Regions from separate parts of the Homo sapiens genome. Here regions 1 and 2 are each linked to region 3. Evidence: chromatin loops called from intact Hi-C (ENCODE). Cell type or tissue: heart left ventricle. All regions are shown on one strand. Links, peaks and the distances in the headings refer to the core of each region. The heading gives the core; the rest is flanking DNA. Region 1 overlaps FBXW8 (F-box and WD repeat domain containing 8). Region 2 has its middle 34 kb from the start of SPRING1. Region 3 holds the start of LOC105370010 (a long non-coding RNA gene).

Region 1 (6,118 bases), core at 332-5,331, 93 kb after region 3:
TTCCATACGCATCTACTGGATCCAGCTTGTTAGCGATACTAAGTAAATCCTCCAGATCTTTACATTTTTCTCACTGATTTGCCTGCCGTGAGAATGGATTTTATTTCTCTTTGTAGTTCTATCAGTTTTCGCTTTGATATTCTGAAGGTATATTAGGTGGATGCTGTTGCTGTTTAGAACTGTTGAAAATCAAGAGTAAGGCAATGGCTTGCTTCCAGAATACTTTGGAAATGGCAGCTCTGTATCACACTGAACAGTTCTCTCCTGTCCTGTTTCATCTTGATGGCTGTTTAGTCAATGAATATTTAGAAAATATTTGCTTTGTATCACATATCATAGACACAATAGTAAGCAAAATAGTCATTGATGACTAAACTGTATAAGTATATAATTATAAACCATGGTAAAAGCTGTGAAGAAAAAGTACAGCTCTACCAGCTTGCTACTGGAAGGTGGTGGTGGCAAGTGTCACAGAAGAGCACCCCAAGTAAATACAGGGAAAAGGACATGGAGGTTATTGCCTTGGAGGCCAGGAACAAGCACATCCAAAGGCCCTCGGAGGAAAAGAGGTAAGGGGCTGGAGACGGAAAAGACGGCCTGCAGGGCTGGAGCTGGGAGGGCGGACACACAGAAGCTGGCTAAGCAGGGACCGTATAGGACCGCGCAGCGAGATCCCTGAGGCGTCCTGAGGGAGCTGAGGCCAGGGTGGCCAGCTGGGTGGGGAAGGAGGCTATGTTTGAGTTGGCAGCACGTGGGACTCGAGCCCTGGCACACGCCAGCTTGCCCCAGGCGCTGGGGGAAGTGCAGGGGTCAGGGAGATGCGTGCTGTCAGGCATGGCACCCTGGGCTGCTTTCTTCCCCTAAATGTTTACCACCTGTGAAGAGGTGCCTGGCGTTTTAAGATGGATAAAACTGGTTCTTCCCATTTTTCTCCTTGCTCCCAACTGAGGCACATCCCTAAACATGGTTATAGGGAAAGGCCAGTGCGAGGTCGTAGTAGTGAGTGGCCATGGCGTCACAGGATGAACGGCAGACAGGGAGAGGGCTCTGGAAGGCCAGCTGGTCCACCGCAAACTCATAGGCGCGGATCAGCCCCCGGTGTCTAGAAAGAGCACAAAGATGGTGACAGGTCAGGGCTGCCTCGCTGGCCCTCACCCCAGCCGCTTCTGTCTGTGCAGGAGGCGTTCGCCTGAGACCAGATAGAGGTTCAGCTTCACAAACGCGTTCTCTGGGCACACAGCGTCAGATACTCACAGTCCCCGGCTTAGCGGTCAACGTGGGGGTGCACAAGTCCGATGGGCGCAGTGAGTGTCACAGGGCAAGGACTCAAGAGGGCGGGCCTTGCCCCTGACAGGATTCTAACCACAGCAGGCCCCTCAGCATACGGCTTGCCCTCCCTCTCTGTACAGCCGACAGCGTGGACTCGCCCCACGGGGCTGTCCTGCATCAGATGCTGGGTGCTCAGTACAGGTCAGCATCCACGTTTATGTTTCCAATTCGCAGAAAGGCAGGGCCCTGCCTGAGGGTATAGCCCATAGGGTGCAATGTGTCACGGCGGGGGGGGTGGGGTTCTATACATCAGTCAAACTAAGATGGTCTCTTACTCGCCCGGCCCCACCACTAACCTCCTGTGAGTAGTGAAGCTGTCCAGGTCGGCGTTTCGCATTACCGTCTGGTAAGGCACGTTGGCCGTGATGAGGCTGTGGCTGCTGAATGAGATGTGCTGCACCGGGTGCCTGGAAGGCAGTGGGAGAGAGCTCGTAAGGGGGCGTCCACTGGGCCTGCACTTGCTGCCGCAGGCCTGGGAGTTCAGAGCTGCAGGGGATTCTAGAACCCATAAAGCTAAGCTTCTCTTTCACAGAGGGAACAGGGCCCCCATGGAAGCAGTGTCTCACCTCAGTTCCCGAAGCTCAGGTGAGCAGGCCACGCTTTGGGCATGACTTTGTAAACAGGTCTGCATGCCCCGTACGCATGCTGGCATCTGCCCCCACAACCTGGTACATTCCAGACATAAAGGGCACACCCTACTGCAGACGAATCAGCCACATGCAACAGAGACTGGCCCATCGCTGCCTCCCTGGGCAAGTCCCTTGAGCTTTCCCAGCCAGGCTCTCCATCATCTATGGAGCACTGGGGGCACGTTCACTGTTGATCCATGAAGGTGCCCCCCACATCCTGCTCATAGGGCTGCAATGACACACGTACCCTGGGTGGTGAAAGCACGTTCGGAAAATCTTGGAACAAAATGGTTCCAAGTCTCTTGAACAGAGGTTTGCGTTCATTCTGAAACTTTCATGCAGTACCGGCTGTGGTCACGGCACTGAGCTAGGAGACACTGGATTAAAAAGATGTCTCATCCAGGTGGATGCCTGGCCCAGGGAGAGCCCTAGCTAGTGAAGAAGGTAAGATGCAGTCCCAGAAAACATGACCATTGTTTCTGTAGCACGAGCGATGTTACAAGCTACAAAGAATGTGTGACCCAGAGTTAAGTGCTGGGAGGAGCAGGAGGTGCTGTGGGCTGGGAGGGGTGCACAGGAGGGGACGAGGCCTGTGTGGGCTGGGCCAGGGCTGCTCTCCTTGACTAAAGCAAAGGATTCTTGGAAGTGAGGGAAGCTGGGAAGCAGTCCCTGCCTCCCTGGGGTTGGGACACCCACAGAAGGAAAGTGTTGGTGGACCTGGCATGGGACCTGGAGGATGAGAAAGACCCGGGAAGGGAGGGCAGGCTTGGTGGAGGCCTGCAGCCTGGAGGACTGAAGGAAAGTGTTGGTGGACCTGGCATGGGACCTGGAGGATGAGAAAGACCCGGGGAGGGAGGGCAGGCTTGGTGGAGGCCTGCAGCCTGGAGGACTGAAGGAAAGTGTTGGTGGACCTGGCATGGGACCTGGAGGATGAGAAAGACCCGGGGAGGGAGGGCAGGCTTGGTGGAGGCCTGCAGCCTGGAGGACTGACGGCACCCTGTCAGGCAGGCGAGGACCTGGGCTGAAGAGACTGAAGCGGACAGCGGGAGGTACATGACAGTGACCAAACAACAGCCAGACTGGGGCCTGGCAGCAGGCACTGCAGGTGAGGCCTTGAGCAAGTCAGTGAGTTCTGGGCAGGAGACCATGTGTCTGTCAGCCTTGTGCTGGTGAAAACAGTGACCACGTGGGGGACAAGCCTGGACCGCACAGGGACAGAGGCAGTGCTGGGACAGGGCCACACCTCTGGGGAAGGCCTTCCTTAGCTAGGCTTCATCTCAGTGGCCTGTCCCAGGGAGTGAAGCTTTGCTGAGAGAAAAATGAGATCTACTGGAGTTGGGGGCTGGCAGCCATCCCTGAGGACCTGGATGGCTGATCCAGGGTTTTCCTCAAAGGCAATGCTTCCGGGAATTTCAGTGCGGGAGTTTTAGTTGCCGTTTGGCACCACCTGGTGGCAATTCAGTGCATCACCATTCAGAAAAAGGGCCGAGGCGCCCTCAACAGGCACAGCCACAGCGAGGGGGCGGGCCAGGCAGTACCCAGGGCTCTGTCTGATAAAATGTGCCGGCCACAGTGTTTGCCAACACTGCCCTCCAAGGAAGAAGCCCATTCTGCATGTAACCCTGCCGCCTCTTGGAGACACCTGTCAAATTGCTGACCTTGCACTTCCATAAAGACCATGTCGCTGCTCAGAGGTTGTGTTCTCAGAGGTCGGTTTACCTTGATTTGCGGTAAGTGGGGAACAAATCTTAGTTCCTGTGGGAGGGCCTTGCCCTGTTTCTGCTCTTCTATGTTGTCATGCTCAGAGGCCACTGGCCCAGAATCATCTCGGTTTTGTAGAGATGGGGTTTCATTCTGTCACCCAGGCTGGAGTACAGTGACACAGTCACTGCAGCCTCAAACCCCTGGCCTTGAGAGCTCCTCAGTCTCCTGAGTAGCTGGGATTACAGGTGAGCCACGTGTCTGGCCGAATGTCTCTTCACAGTGGTGCTGAGGGCAGCAAGCGAGAGGGCCGGCTGCCTTTCTCCCCACCTGTCTCAAACGCAGGGTCTCCTGTTCGAGGCCTGCAGGGCCAGGTAGAGGTGGTGGCAGGTGGGCTCAAGTCAGCTCTGATGAGCCAGCCCTGGGCTGGGCTGCTGCTTTGAAGGTCAGAAGCAGGCTCACTGGAAATGTCTTAACCAGTTAGGTGCCACTGGCGTAAACCTACCTACCTCTGTGACGCCATCAGCCTGTGCTTAGGATAGTATTTATTTATATTTTGAATAGTGGTGTTAAAGGTGGAAATGACAAATTCCTCCTTCGTTGGAGCCTGAACCCCTTCAGTCCTAAGTGCTCTTCTCTGTAAACAGCATGAGGAAAGTCTAAGCAACGGGCAGAACCATGGTTACACATGACGGACTCGAGTGGAGGACAGCAGCTGGGCCAGCCCTGCCTTCCACCTGTGGGCAGGTGGGGTGTCACATCCTGGTCTAGCCCAGCGAGCTTCCTATGTTTTTGAGTTCCCTTTTCTGTTTATTAAGATGGAGAAATCCTAAAATAATCAGAATAGCACTTGCAAAAAAGTAGTTTCATTCTTAGAGAAAGCTGGGCCTGGCTAATGTAGGAATTGTGGCGATCTGAATGATGTCAGAGACAGGAACTGCATCCCCACTGACCAGCGCCATTTCCAAGCCTGTTTCCTCCTCTGCAGAGCGGTGCTGGGACAGCAGCTGGCTCCTAGGGTCACAGTAAGGATTCACCTGGCGAAGCCGGGGGGTAGGGGGCATTTAGCACCGTGCCTGGTGCAGGCTGATTAGTGCTGCCTTCCCTGTTCCTACTAGGAACTCCCAAGAGTGTCTAGAATGCACCTTACCCGGAATACACCTCCCACAGCTTCTGGTTCATCCGATAATCCCACACGGACACCAGGCCTTCCTCGCCTCCACTGACGATCTTCCAGTCATCCATCTGCACAGCAGAGACCCTGAGCTGATGGGCGGAGAGCGACAGGGCGATGTTACCACTGCGGAGGTCGTGGATCCTCACCCTGGACAGGCCCAGGAAGAGCAGAGAAGGGAAATGGGGTTAGAGTCAAAGCTTCAAATGACAAACTCCCCCTCCACGGTGCTGGTCTATGCACAACACTGCTATGAAAAACTCCTCAGCTGCAAACAAACATCGATAATAAGGACATCAAGCACAGACTGTCAGGGAGGACCCACACGGTCTCATCTGAATGGTTTAAAAGCACATGGAGCAAGAAAGACGCAGGCCAAGGACAGTGGCTGCCCACTTTACCTGCTTAACAGGGAAAAGCCACCTGCATGACTGCATGCGCAGGTTGGCCTGAGACGCCTGTCCCAGCAGTAGGTGTACTGCCCAGCACAGTAATTTTGCTGTTGGTAAAATAACCTGTTAAAGGCAAGAGCTACAAAGCCAGACACCCCAGATCCTAACCGGGTGAGGACCCGGTTAGGAAAAGAACACTTTTTGGGTATTTCACTTGACTTTGTAAGTTCATTGCTGTCTTGCTGGAACTGAGAAAGGGAAAGCCTTTATCCTTGATAAGCACAGCAGAGCGGGGATAAGGGTGTGTGTACCCTGGGCAGTCACTTATTGAAATAATTACTTGCCTTATAATAATCCCCATTTCTTTAAGAACCTCTTTAAAAACTACTTTTTATGTATGTGGAATTTTTCACGAGGATAAATTAGATAATGGGACAGAAATCTCGTATCCACTACAAACACCACCCTACTTGGTTTCTACAATAAGCCAAAGGCTAAAAGTAAATCAAATTCATTACATTTAATAAATGTAAAGATGAGCTTAAGAGACCCTGTGATGCAAGTCGAAAAGGAAAAGACAGTCCCTGCCCTGAAAAGAAAGACCCCAGCATCTAGCAAGGAACAGGACAAGCACAAGGATGTAAGATTAAAAACGCACGTCTGACCCAAAAGCTGTGGAGCGACAGGATTCTCTGAAACATGTCCCGTGCCCTGACTCTAGTTATGCAAGCATGCGCACACACGTCAATTTTCCAAGTTCTGAGGGAAAATTATTTTGAACCAACAATTCTATACCTAGCTTAGCTACCAAGTGTGAAGGCATAATAAAGAAAGACTTCTTTTTCTTTAACAGAAAAGGACTCAAAGTGAACTACCTGTGGATACTCTCTGAA
Region 2 (6,118 bases), core at 493-5,492, 420 kb after region 3:
TATTTATTTATTCCTACCTCATGCATAGAGCTACACTGAGTGTAGCTGGTTTATTTTCAAAAAGAAGTTGAGGAAATGCCACACATTAGACTCAAGGAAGAAAGTTAGAATCAGATGTGCAACTGTAAGCCAGCAACACAGTTGATGCAAGTAAGCTTCCTGGCAGCAAGGGCAAAAAGGGAAATAATCCTTCATGATAATATAAAGCATTGAAGGGACTGTATTACTGTCTCCTCAAAGGGTACAAAGTCTTGAATAAAATTTTAATGTAGGCTTCACACAGAAGATACTGCTTAGTATTTGGTAATGCGTACTATGTTCACCAGGCATATCAAAGGCAGGCATTTCTGGGTTTTGGATGGAATGATAAATTAGGAATGATATCTGTCTTCAGATGTCTGTTGGAGAAGATAAGCAATTATGCCACTACCTGTTAAACAGGGTTATAAATGTGAGGATAAAAGGAGTGTTACTATGTGAGTGAGGCAGGCAGAGAAGACTTACAGAATAAAACAATATGTTTTTATTTTTATCTTTTAATTTTTTTTTTTTTTGAGACAGGGTCTTGCTCTGTCACTCAGGCTGGAGTACACTGGTGTGATCACGGTTCACTGCAGCCTCAACCTCCCAGGCTCAAGTGATCCTCCCACCTCAGCCTCCGGAGTATCTGGGACTACAAGTGCACACCACCATGCCCGGCTAATTTTTTGTATTTTTGTAGAGACGGGGTTTTGCCATGTTGCTCAAAGTGGTCTTGAACTCCTAGACTCTAGCAATCTGCCCACCTTGGCCTCCCAAAGTGTTGGGGTTATAGACACATTTTAAAATACATATATATATTTTTCTAATTGCAAATTAATACACTGCATTACAGAAAATTAGAGCAATACAAATATGAAGGAGAAAATAAAAGCTCCATAACCTTTCTACCTGTAGACAACCACTGTTATCCTTTGATGTGTATCTATTTTCATGCACACATGCGCTTATATATTAATATATTTAATAGAAACAAAAATTGGAATCTCATTATATTTTACCATGTTGTAACCAAATATCCCTTAAAGGGCTTTGAAGGATGAGTTGGAGAGAAAGTGAGTTGCACGCCACTGCGGAGTTGGGCAGCCAGAGTCAATTTCCACCACGCATGCATGGATCATGGAGAGGGGTGAAATCCCACATTTCATTCTGCATCTCCAAGGGCCATCATTCACAGGGAGCTATGGAACCCAGCAGCCCTGGGGCCCCATTCTCTCTCTCTCCCTTTCTTCACCTAACAATGTAATGGGAATGGTTTTCCATGTTAAATAGTCTAGCATTTGATTTTTTGGTAACAGCTTTATTGAGATATAATTTACTTACAATTCACCCATTTGAAGTATACAAGTCAATGACTTTATTCACAGAGTTGTGCATCCATTACCACTATCAATTTTATTGATTGATTGATTGATTGATTGATTGAGATGGAGTTCCGCTCTTGTCAGCCAGGCTGGAGTGCAGTGGCACAATCTCAGCTCACTGCAACCTCCACCTCCCGGGTTTGGGTGATTCTCCTGCCTCAACCTCCCGAGTTGCTGGGACTACAGGCACATGCCACCATGCCCGGCTAATTTTTGTATTTTTAGTGGAGACAGGGTCTTTTTAGTAGAGTCTTTTGTGTCTGGCTTCCTTCACTTAAAATGATGTTTTCAAGGTTCAATCATGTTGTAGCATGGACCAGTACTCCATCCCTTTGTATGACCGAATAGTATTCCATTGTGTGGCTATACCACATTTTGTTAAAATACTCATCTGTTGATGGACATCTGGATTGTTTCCGCTTTTGGCTCTCATGAATAATGATTTTTTTCTGTTCTTTTCTTTATTTCTTTTTTTTTTTTTTTTTGAGACAGTCTCGCTCTATTGCCCAGGCTGGAGTGCAGTGGTGCGATCTTGGCTCACTGCCACCTCTGCCTCCCGGGTTCAAGTTATCTCCTGCCTCAGCCTCCCAAATAGTGGGATTACAGGCATGTGCCACCATGCCTGGCTAATTTTTGTATTTTTTTTTTTTTTAGTAAAGACAGGGTTTCGCCATGTTGGCCAGGCTGGTCTTGAACTCCTGACCTCAAGTGATCTGCCCGCCTTGGCCTCCCAAAGTGCTAGAATTACAAGCGTGAGCCACTACACCTGGCCAATAATGCTGCTTTAAAATTCATGTCCAAGTTTTTCGTGGACATGAATTATGTTTTTAGTTTTCTTGGGATATGAAAGAGTGGAATTGCTGGGTCAAATTTGATCAGTGTTTCCCCTTTTGAGGAACTACTAGACTGTTTGCCAAAGCAGCTATACCATTTTGCATTTCCACCCACAATGTACAAGGATTCCAATTTCTCATCACATCCTTGCCAACACTTGTCATTGTCTGCTTTTTAAAATTATAGCCATCCTAGTGGATGTAAAGTGGGGTCTATCGCAGGATGGTTTTGACTTGCACATCTCTGATGGCTGATGATGTTGAACATCTTTTCATGTGCTTATTGGCCATTTGTGTATCTTCTCTGGAGAGAGATGTATCTAAATCCTTTGCCCATTTTAAAATTAGCTTTTATGTCTTTTCATTTTTGAGTTGTTAGAATTCTTTATATATTCTAGATCAGATTTGCAAATATTTCCTCCCTTTCTGTGGTTGGTTTTTTTCACTTTTTTGATGGCGTTCTTGGAAGCATAGAAGTTTAATTTTGATGAAGTTCAATTTGTCTAATTTTTTTTTCTTTTTTTCTTTTTTTGAGACAGAGTCTCACTGGGTCACCCAGGCTGGAGTGCAGTGGTGTGGTCTCAGCTCACTGCAACCTCTGCCTCTGAGGTTCAAGAGATTCTCCTGCCTCAGCCTCCAGAGTAGCTGGGATTACAGGTGCATGCCACCATGCCCGGCTAATTTTTGTGTTTTTAGTAAAGATGGGGTTTTGCCATGTTGGCCAGGCTGGTTTTGAATCAGCCTCAAGTGATCTGCCTGCCTCAGCCTCTCAAAGCCCTGGGATTACAGGCATGAGCCACCGTGCTCAGACCACCACTTGGTTTTCTAATGACTGAAGATATTCCTTGGAATGGATGTGCCATAAGGGGATCATTGTTTGACCCTAATTTGCATCAAGTTCTTTGTTTTAACTCCCACCCCCATGTCTTTATTCTGGAGATTATCTGGAGTTCAAGCTCAAGCCAATTGCAAATTTCATCCGATCCTTGCAGCTGTTTTAAACACGTCATTGGTCGACCTTCCTCTGTTCCTCCCTCCCAAATGTGTTTAGTGGTGTTCGGACCTCTGCAAAGCAATAGATGAGGTTCCCAAGTCTCCAAGTAGCCAGCTTCAGGTGCCCTGTCCCTGACCTTTCATTGCCCGGGGTTGCACTAATGCAACATTGCAGGATCACGTCGCCATCTGCTGGCAAATGTGGGCAAATGCAATGCCAGGAACCCTACGATTTAGCCGTCTGTTGCTTCTCCAAGGCAGATTGGCAAGTCTATCATTCCTTTATTTATTTTTATTTTTTTATTTTTATTTTTTTGAGATGGAGTCTCACTTTTGTCGCCCAGGCTGGAGTGCAGTGGTGCGATCTCGGCTCACTGAAGCCTCCGCCTCCCAGCCATCGGCTGATTCTTTTCATTCTGGCCGACTCCTGTTGCTTTGTAAGGGCCTTCCCAACCTTTGGAGGTAGTGTCTAAATACTAAACCACTTATAAAACGGAATCTGTTTTCTACAAAGCAAGGAAGTTTATGTACTTCTTGTTCCACGGGCAACTCTTGGTGCCTGAAAAATGTCATCACCGAGTAGGAAGCAATAGGTTATTTCAGGCGAGGAAAGGACAATGGATACAAATAGTTTCTTGTGTCATAATGGTCATATTGTCAGCATTATATTTGTTAAGTCTCTGATTCTCCCGAAGCCAGAATTCTCTCTGGCGCATCATTATTCCTGCCTCTCCCAGGCCTCTGGGTCGATGCACTGTCCCTGCCTGCTGATGAGAAGAGGAGGCCCTGAAAAGACAAATGATTGACCTTTGATTGTTTTCTAGAACAGCAGCAACTTTGTATTTTTCAAGGAATGATAGGCCAGGTGCAGTGGCTCACACCTGTAATCCCAGCACTTTGAGGGGCCAAGGCGGGCGGATCACTTGGGGTCAGGAGTTGGAGACCAGCCTGGCCAACATGGGAAACCTTATGTCTACTAAAAATACAAAAATTAGCCAGGGCTGGTGGCATGCACATGTAATCCCAGCTACTCGGGAGGTTGAGGCAGGAGAATCGCTTGAACCTGGGAGGTGGAGGTTGCAGTGAGCAGAGATTATGCCACTGCAGTCCAGCCTGGGTGAAAAGAGTGAATCTCCATCTGAAAATAATAATAATAATAATAATAATAATAATAATAATAATAATAATGGAATGATAGACTAGCTAGGGAGTGAAATCATCAGTACCCAGGATACCATCTTATGCTCAGGAGATATTTTAATAAGTATTTAGTGAATGAATCAAAAAGATCAATCATTCTGTATGTTGACTTTTTTGTTTTTTTTTTTTTGAGACAGGGTCTCATTCCTTCACCCAGGCTGGAGTGCAGTGGTGCGATCACGGCTCACTGCAGCCTCAACCTCCCAAGGTTCAAGTGATCCTCCTGCCTCAGCCCCCCAAGTAGCTGGGACTACAGGCACAAACCACCATGCCCAGCTAATATTTGTATTTTTAGCAGAGACAGGATTTCGCTATGTTGGCCAGGCTGGTCTCGAACTCCTGGACTTAAACAATCCCCCCGCCTCGGCCTCCCAAAATGCTGGGATTACAGGCGTGAGCCACCATGCCCGGCCTTGACTTTTGACTCACTTTTCTTTTTACCATACCCAGCTGCTTTATCCTGCCCTAAATGCCTCAGTCGTTTCAATAAATATTTGTAACACTGTTCAATGAGAGCATGTGTTTATAACTTTTCTTTCAGTCTTTAACAAAAGGCACAAAAATGTGATTTTCTAAAATGTACGGAAAAATGTGTACACAAATATTTACAACAGCACTATTCCAGTAGCCACAAGGTAGAAATAGCCCAGATGTTCATCAGCAGAGGAATATTTAAACAAAATGTGGTCTACCCATGCAGTGGAATATTATTCAACCATAAACAAAATGTGGTCTACCCAAACAGTGGAATATTACTCAGCCACAAAAAGGAAGGAAGTGCTGATCCATGCTACAACATGGATGAAACTCGGCAGCCTGATGCTAAATCCTAAACAAGAAGCTAGTCACAAAGGCCACATCATCTATGATTCCACTTAACGAGAAATGGCAAATCGGAATATAGGCACATCTGTAGAGACAGAAAGTAGATTAGTGGTTGCTTGGGGCTGAAGGGACTGGGGGAAATGGGGAGTGATGGCTAATTGATATGGGATTTCTTTCAGGGAGGTAATGAAAATATTCTAGAATTGATTGTGAGAATGGCTGTGCAACTCTGAATATACTAAGAAATATACGAAGATGGCCAGGGGCGGTGGCTCATGCCTGTAATCCCAGCACTTTGGGAGGCTGATGTGGGAGGATCACTTGAGCCCAGGAGTTTGAGACCAGTCTGGGCAGCATAGTGAGACCCCAGCTCTTCAACGAAAAAAGCAAAGGAAAGAAACATACTAAGAATACACTTGTATGTGTGGCATGGGAGAATGGAACCCAGCACAGAGAGCTGAGTGGGCTTGAGCAGACAGACCTGGGCTTCCATCCAACTCTGCCCCTTACACGTGGCATAATTTTAAACCAATTCTAAACCCTTCTGAAGCTGGGAATTTTTATTTGTAAAATTGCCAAGATGCATCGTAATACCCTCCCCCACAGGTTTTTAGGGGGGATTAAAAAGATAACATATGTAGGCTGGGTGTGGTGGCTCACGCCTGTATTCCCAGTAACTTTGGGAGGCCGAGGCAGGCAGATCACTTGAGGTCAGGCGTTTGAGACCAGCCTGGCCAACATGACAAAACCCTGTCTCTCCTAAAAATACAAAAAAATCAGCTGGGCGTGTTGGTGCACGCCTGTAGTCTCAGCTACTCGGGAGGCTGAGGTGTGAGAATCGCTTGAACATGGGAAGCAGAGGTT
Region 3 (6,118 bases), core at 622-5,621:
CTCCGCCTCCTGGGTTCACACCATTCTCCTGCCTCAGCCTCCCGAGTAGCTGGGACTACAGGTGCCCGCCACCACACCTGGCTAATTTTTTGTATTTTTAGTAGAGACGGGGTTTCACCGTGTTAGCCAGGATGGTCTCGATCTCCTGACCTCGTGATCCGCCCGCCTTGGCCTCCCAAAGTGCTGGGATTCCAGGCATGAGCCACCGTGCCCAGCCTTTTAAAGGGTTTTTTAAAGCCACTTCAATAAATTCCCTTAAATACTTTAAGTATACTAATGAATTTAATATATTTGATTTCTTCTTAAGCACTTTTCAGAACCTTCCTAAGTACTTCATTATGAATTTTTATACATCTAATAAATTGAACTTTAAATATGCAAATTTTAAGTTCTCTTAAAGAGTAGTGTTCTGTTTACAAACTTAATATTAAGTTCTCATATAACTTCCAGCTTAAAATCTGGCTGACACAACAATGTGAATATACTTACTACCACCGAACTGCACACTTGAAAATGGTTAAGATGGTCAGTTTTATGTTATGTATATTTTACCACAATTTACAAAAATATCTGGCCATAACTGATTACTCAATTCATTTGAAATTGGAATCACAAGGCCTTTCTGTTAGACGATGCCAAATTCTCTTAAACATTTCAAACCCTTAAAATAGAAAAGTATACCAATATACGTAGATTACTTTTCAATATAATACAGGACCAAAAAAAAAAAAAAAAGGAAGCTATGACTTTGCATTACTTCATCCTTTCTGTACTTAATGCTAAACCTTCTGGGGTTAAAGATTCTGACTAAGGAATACACTGTGCCATCCTGAGAAACTTGGCGGTGCCCACCAAGTACACAACGCTGCAAATTGCTACTTGGCCAGGAAGGAAGAATGGATTTTTTTCAAGGACCTCAGCTGAGCCCTAATTATAGTCACTGTGCTGATGGCAGATATCAAGGCCCTTTCTCCCTCCATGTGGGGCAGTACTCTCAAAGTCCAGATTCCCTGGGTCTGATGACAGAAATCCTAATTCTTCCCTATTGTGAATCTCAGGCCTCCCTTTTCCTCTTAGCCTTACCAGTGAATGTGCCATCTGCCTTTACTGCTTCCTTCTCTCCTGACTTCTTCCCCCACCACCTCCGCAAAGGACATGACCCATAGATACATTGTTCCATAGCACCCGCAGATCCTGCAGCCCCCGGCTTCCTGTTACTCTTACTCTTGTAGCATTTCAGAGAAGGAAAAGGCTGCTGAGTTGAGGACAGTGGGAGATTTCCAAAAAGGAGAACTTAAAAACTGGCCTTTGTAGGATGCACCAACAGGAGAGGGGGGAAAAGTGAGGTGAAGGGAATTCATTCTAGTCTGATGAATAAATTACTAGCCCAGGCATACTGTTTGCTTTCCCCTGCCTTCCCCCCCACTTTTTGAGATGGAGTCTTGGTCTGTCCCCCAGGCTGGAGTGCAGTGGCGCGATCTTGGCTCACTGCAAACTCCGCCTCCCGGGTTCAAGCCATTCTCCTGTCTCAGCCTTTCGAGTAGCTGGGATTACAAGTGCCCACCACCATGCCTGGCAAGTTTTTATATTTTTAGTAGAGACGGGGTTTCACCATGTTAGCCAGGCTGGTCTCGAACTCCTGACCTCAAGTGATCCACCTGCCTTGGTCTCCCAAAGTGCCGGGATTATAGGCGTGAGCCACCGCGCCCAGCCTCCCCTGCCTTCTGAGCAGGATGCACCCCTCTGTCGATTGCATCACATTGGAGCTCCTCCTCTTACATTGTCTGGTAGGGGCCTGGCAAGGAAGTGTTAACACGAGAAATGGAGATCTCCTATTCCTGACTCCCTCCTGGAACCAGCACGTCACTCCAGGCCCCCAGAGGCATTGGCCCTCCTGTGAATTCAACCAAGCGTGGTGTCCCATAGCAAATATGGAAAACGCCTGGAAAAAGCCACCAGATGGTGCTTCTCCATGCCAAGTGAGTGGCTCCACAATGACTAGGGGTGGGTGGGTGGTGAGGGGGAGGAGAAGAAACATCAGGTTCAGCAGTTACCCTGCTGGAACACCTGCTCGGGGAGGACATCAGAAGAACCTCAACGTCCATCAGTGGGGTAAGGGGACATTTATGCACATAAACAACCAGCTCAAGTCACCAGGGAATCTGTGCCAAAGATGAAGTTTTGAGAAGTCCCCAAGGTGACCTGGAGGGAGACGTGAGCGACCGCAGCCCTGGCACATCTTGGAGAGGTCAGCTGGTCTTGGAGGGGGCCTGCCTTATCCAGGAAGCTGATGGGACTCACCCCAATGTGGCCAGAGAAAAAAATGGGAGAGGGTGCCTTTATAAAAGCTCACGTCCTTTTTTTTTTTTTTTTTTTTTTTTGAGACAGAGTCTCGCTGTGTCGCCCAGGCTGGAGTGCAGTGGTGCGATCTCAGCTCACTGCAGCCCCTGCCTCTCGGGTTCAGCTATTCTCATGCCCCAGCCTCCCGAATAGCTGGGATTACAAGCACAGGGTACCACACCCAGCTACATTTTGTATTTTTAGTAGAGACAGGGTCTCTATGTTGCCTAGGCTGGTCTCGAACTCCTGGCCTCAAGTGATCCACTTGTGTCTGCCTCCCAAAGTGCTGGGATTACAGGTGTGAGCCACTGCGGCTGGCCTAAAAGCTCATGTCCTTTAATTGTCATACTACTCTACAGGGTAGATGCTGTTACTATAAACCCATTTTATTGATGAAGAAACTGAGGCTCAGTGAGGGGGCACTGAGCTGCCCAAGGTCTCAAGATGTTGGAGGAGGATGGTGGAGGAGGGTGGCTCCCCCAGCAGTGTCCAGGGAGTGATTTTCCTGCTGGTCACAGGTTCCCACAGGTGAGAAGCCCCGCTAGTCTTGATTGTGCCTGATCCCTCCTCATGCTCTAGGGGGCAGCAGAGTTTTATAATTTACCGTGAGATTCCCAGTGGAATAGACTAGGGTTCAAGTCCTGCTTTGGCTACCAACAGGGCGGGTGAATGAGGCCAGTCATTTAACCTGAGGGCAGGAGTCTCTGTTTCCTGTGGATAAAATGGAGATAAAGGTCTCTCCTGGACAAGTGCTTCCTAAGGACATCAGTAGCAACAGTAAGATAGTGGCAGACACCCAGGCGGCTGCTGGCTTGTGCTGTTCTAAGCACTTGGTGTGTTTCAGTTCTTTTCTTCTTTGCTACAGCCCAGGGCTGTCGCAACTCTCATTGCCCTGGTTTTGTAGATGCAGTCAAAGAGGCAAGGAGAAGCAAAGCGACTTTCCCAAGCTCACACAGGAAGTGGCAGAGCCAGGATTTGAATCCAGGTCGTCCAGCTGCTCTGGAACTGCCTGTGAAACTGCTTGGCACTTAGCGCACAGCTGGGCCAGCAGCACCCATGGATGGAAGCGTCCGTTCCTGAGATCATAACATTTACAGGGCTCCCCGGGAGCGAGGTGTGCCTACCACTGAGGCCCTTGGAACATCTTGCATAAAAGAAAGAAGTTCTTAGCCAGCAGCCCTGCACACTACCAGTTTCTAAGTTATTTATAAAGAGCTTGTTGAAGTCGAGAGACTTCTAACAGGCGGAGGTGTGTTCTTGAGACTAAGAATAGTGGCTGAGGCCTGACAGGAGGCGCTTTCTGGTGACATCAGAGCATCCCAGCCTTGCTTCCAGCCAGCAGCAGCAGCAGCTTGGAGGGAGTGTGAGTTTTCTCCTGGCTCAGCCACAGCTGCCGGTTCACCCCGGTTCACTGAGGTGGCCCACCCTGGTTCCTCCAGAGAGGGCGGCACTCAGCCTGGACGCTGAGGCAGGCGTGGGACAGGGATGGGTGACCCCCAACGAGCAGGCTTTAGCTGGAGTCTAGAGGTCTCTAATCTGCCACTTCCACCTCCCACTATTTGCTGAAGGGTGGCCATCTGGCCTTAACAATAGGATGGGGACAAAGAGCAGAGGCCCACAGGGGAGGGGCTGCGAAGTCCCTGAGCGGCCCTTGGATTTAGATCCCTTTCCCAGCAGTGGGGGGCAGAGTATTTTGCCATCCTGCTCACCCCAACCTCACCATCACCTGGGGGTTTCTAACAGGTACTGACCCCAGAGTCCCCAACCCTTCCTGCGACACCAGAGGCTCCAGGGGAATGTTATGCACATCACAGTTTTAGAACTCTAGAACTCTTTGTTTTTTTTTTTTAGATGAAGTTTCACTCTTGACGCCCAGGCTGGAGTGCAGTGGTGCGATCTCGGCTCATTGCAACCTCCTCCTCCTGGGTTCAAGTGATTCCCCTGCCTCAGCCTACTGAGTAGCTGGGATTACAGGCATGTGCCACCACATCCAGCTAATTGTATTTTTAGCAGAGACTGGGTTTCACCATGTTGGCCAGGCTAGTCTCAAACTCCTGACCTCAGGTGATCCATGTGCCTCGGCCTCCCAAAGTGCTGGAATTACAGGCGTGAGCCACCGCGCCTGGCCTAGAACTCTTGTAATCTACAAGAAGGAGAATTTCAACCCAGAACTTGCCCAAAATCCCAACAGGTGACCACTGGCTTTTTTCTGGACTGGAAATAAATTATGGGGATAGAGGGCAAAGATTAAGTCAAGCCAAGGTTAAATCGTGGTCCCTACCAGGAGCTGTGAGCTTTTAGTGGAGATATTAGAGAGATGTGGGGTGGGGGGTGAGGGAAGAAGGAAAGGGTAACAGTTTAAATGGGTAACTTAAAACGCTGTTTCAAATTTGTATAGCCATTGTGGAAAACAGTGTGGAGGTTCCTCAAAAAATTAAAAATAGAACTATCATAGGATCCAGCAATTCCACTTCTGGGCATCTACCCAAAGGAAATGAAATCAGTTTCTTGAATGGATAGCTACACTTCCATGTTGATTGCAACATCATTCATAGTAGCCAAGATAAACAACCTAAGTGTCCATCGACAGATGAATGGATAAAGAAAATGTGAAACGCACACATAGGAATATTATTCAGCCTTCAAAAAGAGGGAGATCCTTGGCCAGGTACAGTGGTCATGCCTGTAATCCCAGCACTTTGGGAGGCTGAGGCAGGTGGATCACCTGTGGTCAGGAGTTTGAGACCAGCCTGGCCAACATGGCAAAACCCCATCTCTACTAAAAATACAAAAATTAGCTGGGCATAGTGGCGCATGCCTGTAGTCCCAGCTACTCGGAAGGCTGAGGCAGGAGAATTGCTTGAACCTGGGAGGCGGAGGTGGCAGTGAGCCGAGATTGTGCCACTGCAGCCTGGGGGGCAGAGCGAGACTCTGTCTCCAAAAAAAAAAAAAAAAAAAAAAAAAGAGGGAGATCCTGCCATTTTCAAAACTGTGGCTGAACCTGGAGGATATTTTTCTAACTGAAATCAGGCAGACATAGAAACACAAACACTGCATTACCTCACTTATGTGTGGAATCTAAGCAAGTCCAACTCATAGAAGCAGACAGTAGAATGTTGGTTACCAGGGGCTGGGGCAGGGGGAGAGGAGAGATATTGGTCAAAGGATACAAACCTTCAGCATAATATGAATAAGTGCTAGAGACCTAGTGATCACAGTAGCATGGCGGAGGTGTGTTCTTGAGACTAAGAATAGTGGCTGAGGCCTGTATTAGTGACTGTAATTAGTAATAATGTACACCTGAAATATGCTAAGAGACTAGATCTCAAGTGTTCTTACCACACACACAAATAGCATATAAGGGGATAGATACGTGAATTATCTTGAAATGGATATATTAATGGATATGTTAATTATCATAGAAATAATTATCTATTATAATCATTTCACTTATAGACATATATTTAAATATCACAATATACACCCTAAATATATGCAATTTTTGTCAATTATAAATCAATAAAACTGGAAAAATAAATGTCATATAAAGTCAATAAAAAATACGCGTTTAGGCCAGGCCCGGTTGCTCATGCCTGTAATCCCAATGTTTTGGGAGGCCAAGGCAGGAGGATTGCTTGAGGCCTGGAGTTCGAGACCAGCCTGGGCAATAAGGCTAGACCCCATCTCTATAAAACATGAAAAAAAAACAACTGGGCAATGTGGTGCGGGCCTGTTGTCCCAGCTATTCAGGAGGCTGAGGTGGGAAGATCACTTGAAC

What was found. Hi-C counts contacts between places; a loop is a spot of excess contacts. Peaks named below come from ENCODE experiments on the same cell type or tissue, not always from the same donor. Only the 100,000 strongest peaks of a DNase experiment are listed, where the experiment ranks them.
Region 1: it touches region 3 in a loop (9-fold over the local background); 91 of 110 quality-filtered maps call a loop at or near these places.
Region 2: it touches region 3 in a loop (3-fold over the local background); 42 of 110 quality-filtered maps call a loop at or near these places.

Annotation. Positions count from the first base shown.
Region 1 is chr12:117,023,012-117,029,129 of GRCh38, reverse strand. It overlaps FBXW8 (F-box and WD repeat domain containing 8), which reads right to left. Exons shown (of 11, transcript NM_153348.3): 9 at 4,810-4,983; 10 at 1,626-1,736; 11 at 1-1,102. The coding sequence ends at 958. Among named protein-coding and RNA genes, the nearest start is that of TESC, 73 kb to the left of the region's middle. RefSeq lists enhancers at 3,415-3,950, 3,951-4,486, 3,806-5,005. In heart left ventricle, for the core only: CTCF peaks have their summits at 3,218 and 3,423 (motif pointing left); a DNase peak (open chromatin) is centred at 3,439; H3K27ac peaks cover 854 bases.
Region 2 is chr12:116,700,690-116,706,807 of GRCh38, reverse strand. No RefSeq gene overlaps it. Among named protein-coding and RNA genes, the nearest start is that of SPRING1, 34 kb to the left of the region's middle. In heart left ventricle, for the core only: a CTCF peak has its summit at 3,425 (motif pointing left); a DNase peak (open chromatin) is centred at 3,397.
Region 3 is chr12:117,116,711-117,122,828 of GRCh38, reverse strand. The region is part of intron 2 of TESC-AS1 (TESC antisense RNA 1); the gene reads right to left. It overlaps LOC105370010 (a long non-coding RNA gene), which reads left to right and starts at 1,792. Exons shown (of 4, transcript XR_945398.3): 1 at 1,792-1,979. RefSeq lists an enhancer at 3,742-4,336. In heart left ventricle, for the core only: CTCF peaks have their summits at 2,714 and 2,917 (motif pointing right); no DNase peak of the experiment used is centred there; H3K27ac peaks cover 1,954 bases.